Linked DNA regions of Homo sapiens: region 1 is linked to region 2. A link is a loop called in an ENCODE intact Hi-C map of the cell type or tissue named here. Cell type or tissue: Caco-2. All regions are shown on one strand. Each heading gives the region's core, and the rest is flanking DNA. Links, peaks and the distances in the headings are about the cores only.

The links. Peaks named below come from ENCODE experiments on the same cell type or tissue, not always from the same donor. Only the 100,000 strongest peaks of a DNase experiment are listed, where the experiment ranks them.
Region 1: a loop joins it to region 2, with 16 times the contacts of the local background. A loop is called at or near these places in 19 of 110 quality-filtered maps.

What each region holds. Positions count from the first base shown.
Region 1 is chr2:29,193,894-29,200,386 of GRCh38, reverse strand. It overlaps ALK (ALK receptor tyrosine kinase), which reads left to right. Exons shown (of 29, transcript NM_004304.5): 27 at 2,711-2,845; 28 at 3,527-3,617; 29 at 6,465-6,493. Among named protein-coding and RNA genes, the nearest start is that of CLIP4, 82 kb to the right of the region's middle. In Caco-2, for the core only: a CTCF peak has its summit at 3,383 (motif pointing right); a DNase peak (open chromatin) is centred at 3,396.
Region 2 is chr2:29,050,042-29,058,198 of GRCh38, reverse strand. It overlaps TOGARAM2 (TOG array regulator of axonemal microtubules 2), which reads right to left. Exons shown (of 20, transcript NM_199280.4): 20 at 5,969-6,443. The coding sequence ends at 6,106. Among named protein-coding and RNA genes, the nearest start is that of PCARE, 20 kb to the left of the region's middle. RefSeq lists an enhancer at 4,734-5,244. In Caco-2, for the core only: no CTCF peak of the experiment used is centred there; DNase peaks (open chromatin) are centred at 4,787 and 5,156.

The DNA of each region.
Region 1 (6,493 bases), core at 1,486-6,485, 140 kb before region 2:
ACTTCTTGCTCCCTTGAACTCTAAACTAAGAAAATAAATATTCATGTGCAGTTCTATTAGTGCTCTCAAAGGATGCTATAACCTATATCTATCTAGAAAAACAGAAAACATATAGCTATAATTCTTTAGGCCTTACTGCCAGTTTCTTGTTCATTTGATTTTGCCTAGTTAGTTTTGCCTTGAAGGGAAGTAAGATCACCAAACAGAAAGGAATAATATATGTGCCAGGCAATTTGTAAGTAGCAAAATCAAGAGATCTCCAAACAGAAAGGAATAATATATGTGCCAGGCAATTTGTAAGTAGCAAAATCAAGAGATCTAATAATGTATTCCAGTCTGTCTCGGATTAGTTGTATAATAACCTGTGCTTCAACCTTCTCACCTGAAAAATAGGGAAAATATCTTTGCCCAATCCTTCTCACAAGAGTCTTTGAAATTTCACACAGATGATGACAATAAAAGCACCCCATGTTTCTTAGAAGATGAAGGAACTATTGTTCTCTACAATTTTTGTGGTAATATTTGCTAACCTCAGAAAACTACAATCACACTAAAAGATAGTCTTTGTCAAAAAGCTGATCATTAGGTAGTGGTTTAAAGTTTTAATCAAAATATCAAAGGTGATTCTTTTAGAACACGAAGAATTCATCTCATAAAGCTTTTAAAAAAACAAATGAGAAATCAAATATTTTTTAAAGAGAAATAGAGAAAAATGCCTTTTCAGATTTAAGACAAATACACAGAAAGTAAAATAGAATGGTATCAATGCAAGAAGCAGACAAATAGATGAAGTGAAAATATAGCCAGAAACAGACCTGTTTTTAATCGTGAGTCAATGGGTAAGGAGGAAATTATCTTATGCATAGTGTTGGAAGAGTAGTTATTTGAAAAGCAAATCAATTTAGGTCCTTACCTCACACTAGACACCAAATTAAATTCCAACTAGATTTAAGAAGAGAGCAAAAACAAACACAACTAGAAGAAGATAGCAAATATTTATCTAATCTTTGGTGAAGGGAAGATTGTATAACTATAAAATAAAGGAAATCATGACATTAAAAAAATAGGTTTGACTATCTAAAAATAAAAATCTTTCTTTGGTATGCTAAAAAGTAGCATTAGAAAGCAACTAAGGCCAGGTGCGGTGTTTCACATCTGTAATCCCAGCACTTTGGGAGGCCGAGGTGGGTGGATCACCTGAGATCAGGAGTTCAAGACCAGCCTGGCCAACATGACGAAACCCTGTCTCTACTAAAAATACAAAAATTAGCCAGGTGTTGTGGTGGGCGCCTGTAATCCCAGCTACTTGGGAGGCTGAGGCAGGCGAATCACTTGAACCTGGAAGGTGGAGGTTGCAGTGAGCCAAGATGGCACCACTGCACTCCAGCCTGAGTAACAGAGTGAGACTACATAAAAAAAAAAAAAGAAAACAACTAATAAAAGTATTTGAATTTTTTATAAAAGGTTAACATCTCTGACATATAAAGAGTGCCTACAAATCAAAAAGAAAATTGATTGATAGATACCAATTTGTCCCAGCAGATAAAAATGGGCAATTCATAGGAAAAAAAAGTGAAATGAATTAATAAACACTTGGGAAAACATCCAACCATGTGAATTATCAAGTCAATAAACATAATTTAAAATATTCTACCATTTTTTCCCTTAAAATCAGCAAAAGTTGTCATTATTATTAAGAATACTCAATGCTGGTGAGTGTGTCTACCACGCTTTTACATGGTGCTGGTAGATGAACAGAGTAACACATTTGGAAACCAAATAATATGCACCAAGAATTTGTCAATATTCATAGTCTTTTGATCTAGTTATTTTACTAGAATTAGCCTACATTTTAATTCAGTAATTACCCTGAATTACTAGATTATCCTATCTGGATTCAAGATCTATCTTGAAAGTTATAGGACTGCTGACTGTTGGATGGGAAGTGGAGGGGTGTGGGAGAATGGAATCAAGGATGACTCCTAGGTTTTGGGCTTGAGCAAATGTATAACCAGAGGTGCTGATGAGTTGGAAAAGAATAAAGGAGATGATGTGTGTACAGAAAGAGTTCCATTTGGGCATGTTAAATTTGAGTTGCCTATTAAAATAGGCCAGTGAAGTTGATGAGTGGGCATCTGATAGATGAAACTGAAGCTCAGAGAACTGTAAGAGACTATGAAATCAGCTGGCTGGACATCCTAATCTAGTAATTCAGAGACTTTATCTTAAGGAAATCTTCCTTTTAAAAAATGCACAAAGATGTTCATTATAGTATTTTAAATATTTTGAAAACTGAAAACAATGTGGAAATGATAAGGCAAACCAACTACTCAATGGAATGTTTTACAGCCATTAGCCATTCCAAATGTTATTTATGAAATGGACTGGCATGGAAAATGTTTATGATATAATGAAATGTGCAGAAAAGTCAAGGTTCAAAATTGCATATTGAATATAACTGCAAATAAGTGAAAAAAAATCTCAGCACAGAAACGACTTAAAAATCAACAGGGGTTGTCTTTTAAGGGAGCATCATGTGTAGTATTTTCTTATTTTTTAAATTTTTCTACATTTTAAGAGTTCTATGTTATGGAAAAGGGTATAATGGGGGAAAAAAAGGTTGAAATTGTATGTCTGTGTGCCTGTGTGTGTGTGTGAATGTGGGTGGGTGTGTCTATATCCATCTCCATGTCCTCTGTCCCATGCCCAGGTCCTTTGGAGTGCTGCTATGGGAAATCTTTTCTCTTGGATATATGCCATACCCCAGCAAAAGCAACCAGGAAGTTCTGGAGTTTGTCACCAGTGGAGGCCGGATGGACCCACCCAAGAACTGCCCTGGGCCTGTGTATGACTCTTTTAGGAACACTTCTGCTAGTTACTAAGCAGTTTTTCTTTTCAAAAAATATCCAGAGCCACATATGCTTCTTTAAGATGAAGGGGCAGATGGCTGCCCTCCCTTTAATATGCCCCAAGATGCGAATGTGACTGCGACTTCAGTGAGATGGATGCGTCTCCCAGGCCCTCAAAAGCAAGGATGCCATCCCAGAAAAAGTATCCATTGTCTGGCTACAGGCTGTGGACTCACCAGGCCTACATTCCCCAAGCTCCTGCTGGGAATGTGTGTCCCAGGCCCAGTCCCTGCTGCCCTACACCGTATGTCTGTGTCTACTTTAAAGATTTCCATTCCCTGCAATGTCTCCTGCCCTGCCTGGCACCCCTCACTTCCTTCCCACAAGCAACGTGGATGGGAAATATAATTGGAATATTCTGTCCCCAAAGTGGCTTTAACTCAGGAATGGAGTGACAGCAGCCGTGGTTAACATAAACATCAGGATGTCTGTGTTAGATACCTTTACACCTGCGCACTCTTCCTTGACCAATCAGCAGGGGGCAGCATAGGCCAAGTACACGGGGCCTAGACGAGTTCGCACCCTCAACGTATTCGTTGCAACCCTGGGGCTGGAAGAAAATATATTTTTCATCATTGTGCTTCTCCTTATTTTAATTAATGTGCTTCTTCTTTTAGATACCGGATAATGACTCAGTGCTGGCAACATCAGCCTGAAGACAGGCCCAACTTTGCCATCATTTTGGAGAGGATTGAATACTGCACCCAGGTAAAACATTTTCTCCCTTTGGTCAACATTTACTCTATATGAAACAGTCTTAAAGATGGCAAATACCGAAATATGAAATAGGTCAAGCCAGTCAGAGTACAAGATTTATGATCAAAATAGTGAAAATTAATTTTCTCTAAAATGAAATGACTGGTGTCTCCATTTGCCCATTTTGTAAAATAAATATTAGTAACTTCACCAGCACACAGCACAGTGCCAGACACACAGTAAAAACTGGGGAATCAATCCAGTCCACGAGAATTTATCAAGTCCCTACTGGGGACCTAATGTTTTAGTAGCCAAAATTGAAGCTTCACAGACGTATGGAACACATCTGCTCTCAAATAGTTTAGAGCCTGGCTGGAGAAATAACAACATGTGAAGTAATTAATTGCATATAAAATTGATAGATTATATGTCCAACTATATATGTCAGGAGGATTAAGGGAATGAAATTTCAAAGTAATCTGGAGAAATTTTAACATCATCAATAATACTTGCTATCATTCATACTGCACAAATCACTTTTTGCGTATTTCGTTTTATCCTTAGTGGGGAATGTAAAATATCCCTACCTTATAGATGAGGAGTTAAGGCCTGAAGAGTCTGTCCAAGTCAAACATTCTTCTAGCAATCCTGTGGGTTCCTCTACAGATCCCTCTCCCATTCCTTCAATAACGACTCGAAATTTTTGCTTCTCTCCCTCATTTTCAGCCGACAGCTATGCTTCCTCCCTCACCAAGAGGGTGGAGATCATCATAAGAGAATGCCCTCATTTCCTCCCTGTCTCTGATACAAACTTCTCTGCCTCTGCCGCCATTTCTCACCACCTGCCTTCCCGTCTCTCCTCCCCTTCAAGGCCAGCCTTGCTGCCAGTATCACCAATCGCCTGCTCAGGGCTTTGTTCTGTCCGATGCTCTCCTCTTCCCTGTATTCACTTTCTTTCCCTCTCTCTTGGTTCTCGTTCTGCCAGGATATCTAATTCTGAGAATATTTTAGAAGAGTCAATAAACCACTATTTATTTAATTTAATTTTGGGAGCAGTCTCGCTCTACTGCCCGGGCTGGAGCACAGTGGCGCCATCTTGGCTCACTGCAGCCTCCACCTCCCGGGTTCAAGCGATTCTCCTCCCTCAGCCTCCTGAGTGACCAGGATTACAGGCATGTGCCACCATATCCAGCTAATTTTTTTTGTAATTTTAGTAGAGATGGTGTTTCACCATTTTGGCAGGCTGATCTCGAACTCCTGACCTCAAGTGATCCACCCGCCTCGGCCTCCCAAAGTGCTGCCACACCTGGCCTACCTACTATTTCTTTAAATCCCCTCCTCTTCATTGTGACTAAAGACAGACACATTTTTCAAACTGTAGTCATTTTCCAGCCTCACTACTCCATCCTCTTATTCCTTTCAGCTCACGTGAGTGAACTGGCATTTTTATCTATAGACTTCCTATATCACGTTATTGAAGGTTCTTTCAGAGAACTCTGTTTAATGACATTAGGTTATTTTGTTGTAATCTGAATGGAATACACCCACTTAAACATATATACCTTCTTAGGAGTATTTTTCTCAATAGTCTATAATATCCCTCTTAAAAGGCAGTTTTACACAAGCATATTTAAAATGATTGATTCACTATAGAAATTACTAAAACACAGAGGGAACTAAAGAATGTTTTAATGAGTCAGAGGTAGTTATTTTTTAAACTCGAACACTCGTGTTTTTCTGTTACTCAGGTAATGAGGGTATTTTCTCAATTTGCATAAAATATTAATTAATTTCTCCAAATTTAATTTTTCTTCCACAAATTTTCCCTAAACTTCTGGCAGCTGCTTCTGTTCTTCTATGTTACAGTCTATTACTGTGAAAATGATCTAGCACACAGTTGTTTTTGTAAATGGTTTTCCTCACAGCACTTCAGCATTTCCTGGGTTGTGCAAAGGGTCCCTCACATCCAGACTAGTTAAAGAATGCCTGTAATCCCAGCACTCTGGGAGGCCGAGGCAGGTGCCTCACCTGAGGTCAGGAGTTCGACACCAGCCTGGCCAACATGTTGAATGAAACCTTGTCTCTACTAAAAACACAAAAATTAGCGGGGGTGGGGGGGTGGGGGGGTGGGGTGCATGCCTGTAATCCCAGCTACTCAGGAGGCTGAGGCACGAGAATGGCTTGAACCCACTAGGCAGAGGTTGCAGTGAGCCAAGATTGAGCCATGGCACCCCAGCCTGGGCGACTGAGCAAGACTGTCTCTAAAAAACAAACACAAAAACATGCACTGTGGTACCTGCACATGTGATGATGTGGCACAGGAAAACTTACAATCAAGTGTAAAGTACCCAAATGGAAATGGAAAGCAGCTGGGAAGAGATCAAAAAATAAACCCTGTAGGCCAACATGGCATGTGTCTCCTCTCCTCCTCCCCCCAGCCCCCCACCATCACTCTTGAAGTCAAACACATAGGCTTTTATTTTTATTTTTTCCAGTTGGAACGATTTTAGTGGAACTAGACTGGAATAATACAAATAATAATCTTAATTTTTTTTTTAAATCCACTAATCTTTAAAAACTGGCCAAAGGTCTCCTCCTCTGCAAAGCTTTTCCTGCTCCACTCTGTCCCAGGCACCCATACACACTTCCATTATAGCGCTTATCCTCTAAGGTCTTTGAGGATAAGGATGACTTCCCATTCATTTTGTATGCCCCAGTGCCTGTAAGTTACTATATTCTCAATAAATCCTGGTTTCCTCATCTGTAGAATATGTTTAGATAACATCATCTCTAAGGTATCTTCTAGATCCAACATTTTTTGTCTCTGATTCAAAGTTTTAATAATTTCCCCTACGGCAGGACCCGGATGTAATCAACACCGCTTTGCC
Region 2 (8,157 bases), core at 1,668-6,667:
TCAGCTGCTTGATAATTTGCAGATTCCCAGGCCTTCCCCCCAGTAACAGATCTACAGCTGAGACTAAGAGTCTGAGTTTTTAAAAAGCACTTGTTCCCGTCTCTCTCTCCCCGTTCTCCTCCCGCAAGCAATTCTTTTCATCAACCACATTTGGTAAAGACTGATTTAGGGATGCTGACTCCCAGGTGTGGGCTAGCCTGGGAACCTAATAACCACTGAAAGCTTTGAGATTGTGACAGAGGTTCTCAACTTTGAGTGATCAAGGCTCTGATTCGGTAGGTCTGCAGTACAACCCAGGGATCTGTACTTTAACAAGCACCGTGGGTGATACTGTAACAAGCAAGCCACAGTCCACACTTCGTGCCTACAGCGTCCCCAGGCCAACAGCTTCCAATCAGGGCATACCTGAAGTCTCCCCTTTTTCCACTATGAAGCTGCAGCATTACCTCTGCTTGCATATGAGTCTCTGCCAAAACTCAGGTCGTCATGGCAGGCTCCCTTGCTATAGCAAGCTCTGAATAGGCTACACTTTGCTCATGTAGCCTTCATTTGTGTCCACAAATCCCGTCCCCACCAGAGGCCAAGTGTTCACAGCATGTCCTAATGATCAGAGCTGACCAAGCAGACCCTCTCTGCCCTGAAGCTTTTGGGAGCAAAACTCTGGGACCAGACTAACTCCAGAAATCCATGGGGTTTCCGTGGCTTATTTCAAAGGGCTCAAACTGACCCAAGGGGAGGTAAATGTCTTGGAGCCATAAAACATCCTGGAACAGAAAGTCAGGGGCTTTGGAGTCAAACAGGCCTGGACACACACCCAAGTTTCAGCCACTTTCTTGCTGTCTTAGGACCTGACGCCTCAAAGTGTGGTCCCTGCCAGACTCACAGGATTGACCTCACCTGGGAATTGAACACTACAGACTCTCAGGCCCCACCCAGACCTGCTGAAGCAGAATCTGAACTTTACCAAGATTCCCAGGTGATTCCTGTGCACTGGCTGCGGTTATTCATTAAGCATCGCTGAGGCCCAGTTTCCTCATCAGGAAATGGAAGAAATAATATCTTCCTTATAAGATGTCAAGAAGAATGGCAGACCTGGAACACTGCAGAATTTAATGAGGAGGTTGGCTCTTCCTCTCGGCTTCCCTTTCTGGGCCCCCATCTTCCTCCCTCCATCACAAGGAGAGCAGGAGACTTATGGTCATTTCCCCCTTTCTTTTCCTAATGGCAGAACCAAGTTATAATAAGAGGAAAATGCTTTAGGCAAGAAAGCACTCTGCTCCCCTGCAAATCATCCCCTCTCCAGTCTCAAGAGTCAGAAGAGTGGAGGGGAAGGAACAGCCACAAGGAGAGAAGAGCTTCTGGGTTTTCTTCTCTGGGGGGAGGGATGGTTCTGAGGGCGTCTGGAGAAAGGGTAAGACAGCTGGAGAAATGGCAGGCCCCAAGCAGAACAGCTCCCTGTTTTCGTGGCCTTATGCTAAATGCTTTATGAGAATGTTCTCAGTCATCGTCACCACAGCCAGGTGTAGGTGGGCATTGATGTCATCCACACACTAGATTGATATGGAAAGATCAGAGAGGTTGATAGATGGGTCCCAAGCCACACGCCAGCAGGCCACAGGCCTGACTCCAGAGCCTGGACTCAGTTTCTACCGTCAACCCCAGAATACTCTAGGGCTGTGAGGTAAGGGGAGCTGGCAGGCCAGGAGCCCACAGGGCCTAAGCCATGGCCAGTTTCCTTTTTTATCTGATATTTTATTGTGGTTTTTGAATTCACCCAGCCATTAGAATCACCTGGAGTTAAAAGAAAAAAAAATACAGCTGCCTAGGCTTCACCTCAGACCAAGTGAATCAAAATCCCTGTGGGGTGGGGGTAGACCTCAGTATTTTTTAAGTCTTGCCAGATGATTCCGAAGCACAGTGAGAGGGTAGAAACGTTTATTATCTCAGCAGGTAGGAGATAATAAAGGGAGGAGAAAACAAGATGAGAGATTTTGTTCCTGGACCAAACTGAGGGTTGGGCTGCTATTTCTCGTGGCCCAGTAACAAGATGCAGATGAACTGGGGAGGAAGAGAGTTTTTTATTTCCATAACCGGTTACAGGGAGAAGGCCTGGAAAATATCGCCAGACCAACTCAAATTACAAAGTTTTCCAGAGCTTGCATATCTTCTAAGCTACATGTCTATGTGTAAGTGTGCACTCATCTAAAGACATAAGCGATTAATTTCTTTTAATCTGTAGCTAACATCTAAGTCCTGAAGACCTTCCTCTGGAGCCTCAATAGATTTACTTAATCTAAATGGGTCCAGGTGCTGGGGTGATTACCCTTATCTTGTCTCCTGCTAAATCCTGAAGGTTTGGGGAGTTCCTTCAGACCTCCAATAAACTTGTTTTTGGAGGCCTGGGGAGTTTCTTCAGACACCCAGTAAAGCTTGTTTAATCCTAAACAGGTCCCACTAAGAATTCCTTCATTATCTCATCATGCTTCAAGGCCCAGCAAAGGCCTAGGCAAACTCTTGGTGGGCTTTTGTTACATTCCAGCCTTTGTATAAGGCCACCAGCTCTCTCAGCTTTTAATGTTTAACTTAACCACTCAGTCAGTATTGAAACAGTTGTTATGGATGCCTGCATTAGTGATACCTGGCCTGCCACAATGGGACCTATAGGAAAAGTTTCCTAAAATCTCAAAAAAATTCTCCTTGATGTAAAAGGGAATCCTGGCAGTTACAGCTCTCAGACAAGTCTTCTGTCTATGAGTCTCACTCTGAACTGAGTACACTCATTTTTCTAAGAAAACGAGTTTTTAAAATTATTTCTCTTCTCTTTTCCCCATTTCCCCTTGTTCCCCACTTCCTACTTAGCCCTTTAGAAATGCAACTATACGGCACTACTCACAATAGCAAAGACTTGGAACCAACCCAAATGTCCAACAATGATAGACTGGATTAAGAAAATGTGGCACATATACACCATGGAATATTATGCAGCCATACAAAATGATGAGTTCATGTCCTTTGTAGGGACATGGATGAAGCGGGAAACCATCATTCTCAGCAAACTATCGCAAGGACAAAAAACCAAACACCGCATGTTCTCACTCATAGGTGGGAATTGAGCAATGAGAACACTTGGACGCAGGAAGGGGAACATCACACACCGGGGCCTGTTGTGGGGTGGGGGAGGGGGGAGGGATAGCATTAGGAGATATACCTAATGTAAATGACGAGTTAAGGGTGCAGCACACCAACATGGCACATGTATACATATGTAACAAACCTGCACGTTGTGCACATGTACCCTAGAACTTAAAGTATAATAAATAAATAAACAAATAAACATATATATAAAAGAAATGCAACTATAACCTTTTACCTCCCCTTTACCAGACACTCCCTCCAGGGCAGGCTCATCTAACTGTGTGCTTAGAAGCTCTAGAGCAGAACTTGCACCCACCAGGAAACTGCCTGGAGACACAACAGTCAATTAATAACCCAAAATATGCCCACTATGAAACTCCCTCCCACCCGGAGAGCTTCAGCCACTTTACAACCTAGTTCTGCCCACGAAGATGCCAACTTGACCACCCGTTACATAAGTCATCAAAGCAAGTATGTGGACTCCCCCACCTGCCCGCTTCCTCTCCTGCATGCCATTCGTGCCAGCACCCCCCCCCCCGCCCCTTTAAAAGTGCCCACTTTCTGCTCCAAAAACGACACAGTACCCTTCAAGGCAGCTTCTTCCCCTAAACTAGCTTTGGAATAAAAAGTCAGTTTCTTTATACCAGGCCTCCCTTTTGTTCACTGGAGTCTGCAAGCAGTGAGTGACTGCACCTGCATTTTTGTTACATGGAGAGAGAGATTGAGAGAAAGAGAATCTTCCATCATTAGAGGCTGTATTCCCACCCCCAAGAGCATCTCATGTAAGTGGAGTTCCTGGCCACACACAGAACCAAGCAAAGTATGTGTGGGCTTAGCTCCAGCCCCAGCTCTTAGGAAAATCTTCATGTCCCATGACAGGCCGTCCCATTAGATTCCCACAGGTATTCCCAACAGGCCCAGGGCCAGGTTACCAACATGCTGTCTTCCCTTCATTTTAAAAGTAATGAGGTAAGGAAGTCTTTGGAGATGGAAATTTCTCAAGGTACACCAGAGCCACCCAGTGCCTCCCAGCAGCGTCACACCACAGGTGTGGTTAATAAAACCTGAAATAATGAGGGAAAAGAGAACAGTGCAAAGATGTATTCTGCACTTTTCCACTGTTTTCAGCTGTTTTCAATGCCTCCGCCCCTGAGAGTGGGTGGAGGCCCATGGGATGGGAAGCTTCCTGTGTGAGAACACACATGGAAGGCAGGAAGACAGGACAGTACTGCTAAGCTTCATTTCTGCCGTCAAAATCCTTGCCAGACTCTACGTCCCTGGCCTCCTAGGGATCTAAAAAACCCTGAAATGTTCTGATACATTCTAGGATAAAAGCAGAAAATGCAAGTCTCCTCACCAAACCAAAAACATTTGCTCAGATGACAGGCAAATGCAATTCATTAAATTGTTCAACACTTAAAACATTTACTGTCAGCCTCTTGGGCATTTTTGGATGGCTGCCTGTCTAGCAGGCCTTTAACCTGGTTCAATCAGAATCAACAAAGAGCTAGATGGTCGCAGGGAAGCCCCTGCTGGGGTCACAATCAGGTGAGAAGCAGCTCACTGGGCTAGAATTACCCAAAGTCACTCTTAAGCCGCCTATGACAAGCCCAAGGCCCGGGATGACTCGCAGGCCCAACCTCACCCCAGGGCGTAAGGAGGGGCCGGACTAACTACACCTGCCACAGAGGCAAGATGGGAAAGTGGCTTCCTCAGCCTGGTGGGGTATGGAAATACATAAGTGAGTAGATTCGGGGCTTTCCAGAGCCAGACTCCCCAGGAGAGGCTCAGAACAGGGATGTGGAATGGATGTTAGGCCTGGGGGGCAGATGACAGTGGAAAGAGGTTCCACTGGGGAAGGGCAGGGGAGGGGGGTGTCTGCCAGAAAACTTGCTGGCATGAGGCTGGGCCCTCAGGGCCTCGGTCGTCTGGATCTGCCCCAGCACGTGGCTGCAGGCTGGGCTCCCCTGCAAGAGCTGGGATGCTGCCTCTTCAGCCTTTGCCTTACCAGGCCTGCCTTGCCTGTGCATTTGAGGTCATGGCCTTAGCTCTAACTCTTTCTGGTCACACAGTTGTTAACCTGCCACTGGCCCCAGCCAAGGCAGAGCCACTCCTACCTAAAGTGTCCAGAGCCTGAGCCCCAGACTTCCCTCTCCACTGCCGGGACTTCATTTCACTGGCTGTTCCCCCAGGGGCCAACACCTTCCCTGCTTCCACAAGTCCTGGCCCGTGCTGTGCCCACTCGCCCCTCCAGCCTTGTGATGTGGCCCACAATTGCAGCCTGTGCAGTTTCAGAGACTCGGCAGCATCTGCACACTGGTAGCACTTTACGCTCCACATGCATCTCCATTTAGGGTGTTTCAATGGCAAAGCATTGTCTAGTCCTCTTCAGAACTAGCCAGAACTCCAACTTCTAGAGAAGGCTTTTAGTGATGCAAATCTCAAATTCCCCTTGTCTTTTGATAAGCTGGGCCGATCAGAAGGTTCCCACAGGACCAACAGACACGTGCTGCAGCTTTTGCAGGGCAGAAGCACGATGTCCCTGAACACGTTTGTTACACTCACCTCCAATCAGGCCCATAACAAATGGACTGGATTCGATGACCAACTCAGGCTGCGGGTTTCAGGAGGGCTTGCCCAGCAGCTCACAGATGGGCAACTATCGTCTCGAGCGGGCTGCAGCTTGCAGGGCTGTGCTACCCTTTTTCTTCCTAACTCTTTGTCTCAACATTGTCTGCAACTGGTTTTGCTGCTGTCACATTTCATTTCGTTCATCACAAACCTAGTTACTGGAAAATTCTCTGTGATTAAAAAAGTACAAGATAATAAAACCTTAGAAAAATAAGTAATTCTTTTATTTCTACTTCAAAATATACCATGTACATCTGGAACTCTAAGGGGGAAAGTAACCAGGAGAATAGTCCATCAAAAAAATAAGATAAATAATAATTGCCCATTTCAGATCCATCTTTAATCCAGCTGAAAAGGGTATGAGCTGCCAGTTGTCTTGCTGTCAGGGGCCACCCCTCTGTCAGTGGCCTTGCGGCTGCCTCCCAAGGACTCTGAGTCTAAGAGTTCCTGGAGCGTCTTGAGGACGTGCTTTGGCTGGCTGGCGGCAAAGTCCAGCAGGCGGGAGCCCATGTGCTCCTGGAGGCTCCTGGACAGCCGGCACACCACCCCGCGGATGTTCCCGCTGGGTCCAGGCAGGGTGCCATTCCTGGTGGCGGTGTTCAGGAAGTGCCAGAGGATGGGAAGGACATGCCGCTCTACAGCTTGAGGCTTCCGGGGGTAAACTGAGGCCACCAGCACTGTCAGGCAGAAAAGGAGAGTCACTTGAGCCAGGCACTCTCTCCCTCTCCCACTTCCCTCTCTTGGGACACCAACTTTGTCCCCCAAAGGGCTGGCAGCCCAGCAGGCACAGCAACTAAGGATCATGACACATTTAGCAGCCTATGAAAATGTGTTAGCTTCTTTTAACATTAGTAGAAAATATATGAATATGTCCAACCTGGTTTATATCTGTGCTTATACCAACCAGTCAGAAACTATAATTTTTAAATATTTTTTATGGAGAAAGGGGCACGCAAAGGCAGAAATATGCAGAATCTCTGACAATCATAATGGTTCCTCCAGCCCAGGGAACAGGAAAGAGGCAGGCACGCCTGGTTACAATCCTGCCCCCATCAACTGTGTCAGCATGAGGAAGCCACCCGACCTTTCTGAGCCTTTTCCAAACCCATAAAGTAAGGATAAAAATGCTGAACCAACCTCTCCAGATTGTTAGAAATTCGATAATATACATAAAGTGCCTACCTGTAGGCAGGCAGGTGACAAATAGTAACTATAGTAATACTGCATTTATCCACATCACCACCTATGGAAGTCCACACAAATACAGAGAAAAACTACTGGGGAGGGAAATCAAGACCCTCTCACATGAAGCATGCTGGCAGACAAGACAGCTGGCAGGGGAGAAGCCTAGCACAGCCTCCCCGGTGCCCGGATGCCAAACCTCAGGACGAGACCAGCAGCAGAGGCATGAACGTGCTTGTGAACCAGCAAGCTCTGCACAGACCATTCCAGTGATAAGCCCCCATATCTGGTTTCCCAAGGCCCCCAACCCTCTCTAAACCCCGGAAAACCCAGAAGCCAGCTGAATCTGCCAACCAGCTCTTCATCACCTGAGTAAATGCCAGGGCTGTGGCCACATTAAAACCACATCAAGGGCTCTCCTGGGTCCCCAGAGGGGCTGCTCAGGCCTTCAGCTGTGGCCGCATTATCCTAAGCGCATTAGCACTATCGAAGCTGGCTTTGCGATTCACATGCTCTGCCTGTCATCCAGCCGAAGGATAAGTGCTGGGGCAGGCAAACAACACTAACAGCAGCGCTTTATTGATTCTGTGGGCCGGGAATTCTGTGGAAAACAGTTTCCATATCCTGGAAACTGCCTGAGCCCAGGGCTCAGAGCTTCACATCACAGCTCCATTTCATGCTCACAGCACCCCTGAGAGGCAGGATGCTTGTCCGTTTTCCAGAGGAGGAAAGCAAGACTCAAATCAAGGCAAAGGGCAAAGCAGAGGACAAAGGCCTAATCTGCCTGGACTCCAAAGTCCACACTCTTTCTACCGCATGCTGTCCCCAAATTTCTAGGGATTCCATATTTCAGAGGTGATCTGGAGCTTTATTTTTTGTTTTATTTATTTATTGAGACAGTGTCTTGCTCTGTCACCCAGGCTGGAGTAGAGTGGCACGATCACGGTTCACTGCAGTCTCGACCTCCTAGGCTCAAGTAATTCTCCTGCCTCAGCCTCCCCAGTAGCTGGGACCACAGGCATGCGCCTCCACGCTCAGTTATTTTTTTAAAAATTTTTTTTGTAGAGATGGGGGTCTCATTATGTTACCCAGGCTGGTCTTGAACTCCTGGTCTTAAGCAATCTGCCCATCTTGACCTCCCAAAGTGCTGGGATCATAGGTGAGCCACCTTGTTTTATTTTTCATGAAACTGCAATTTGTCCTTCCTTC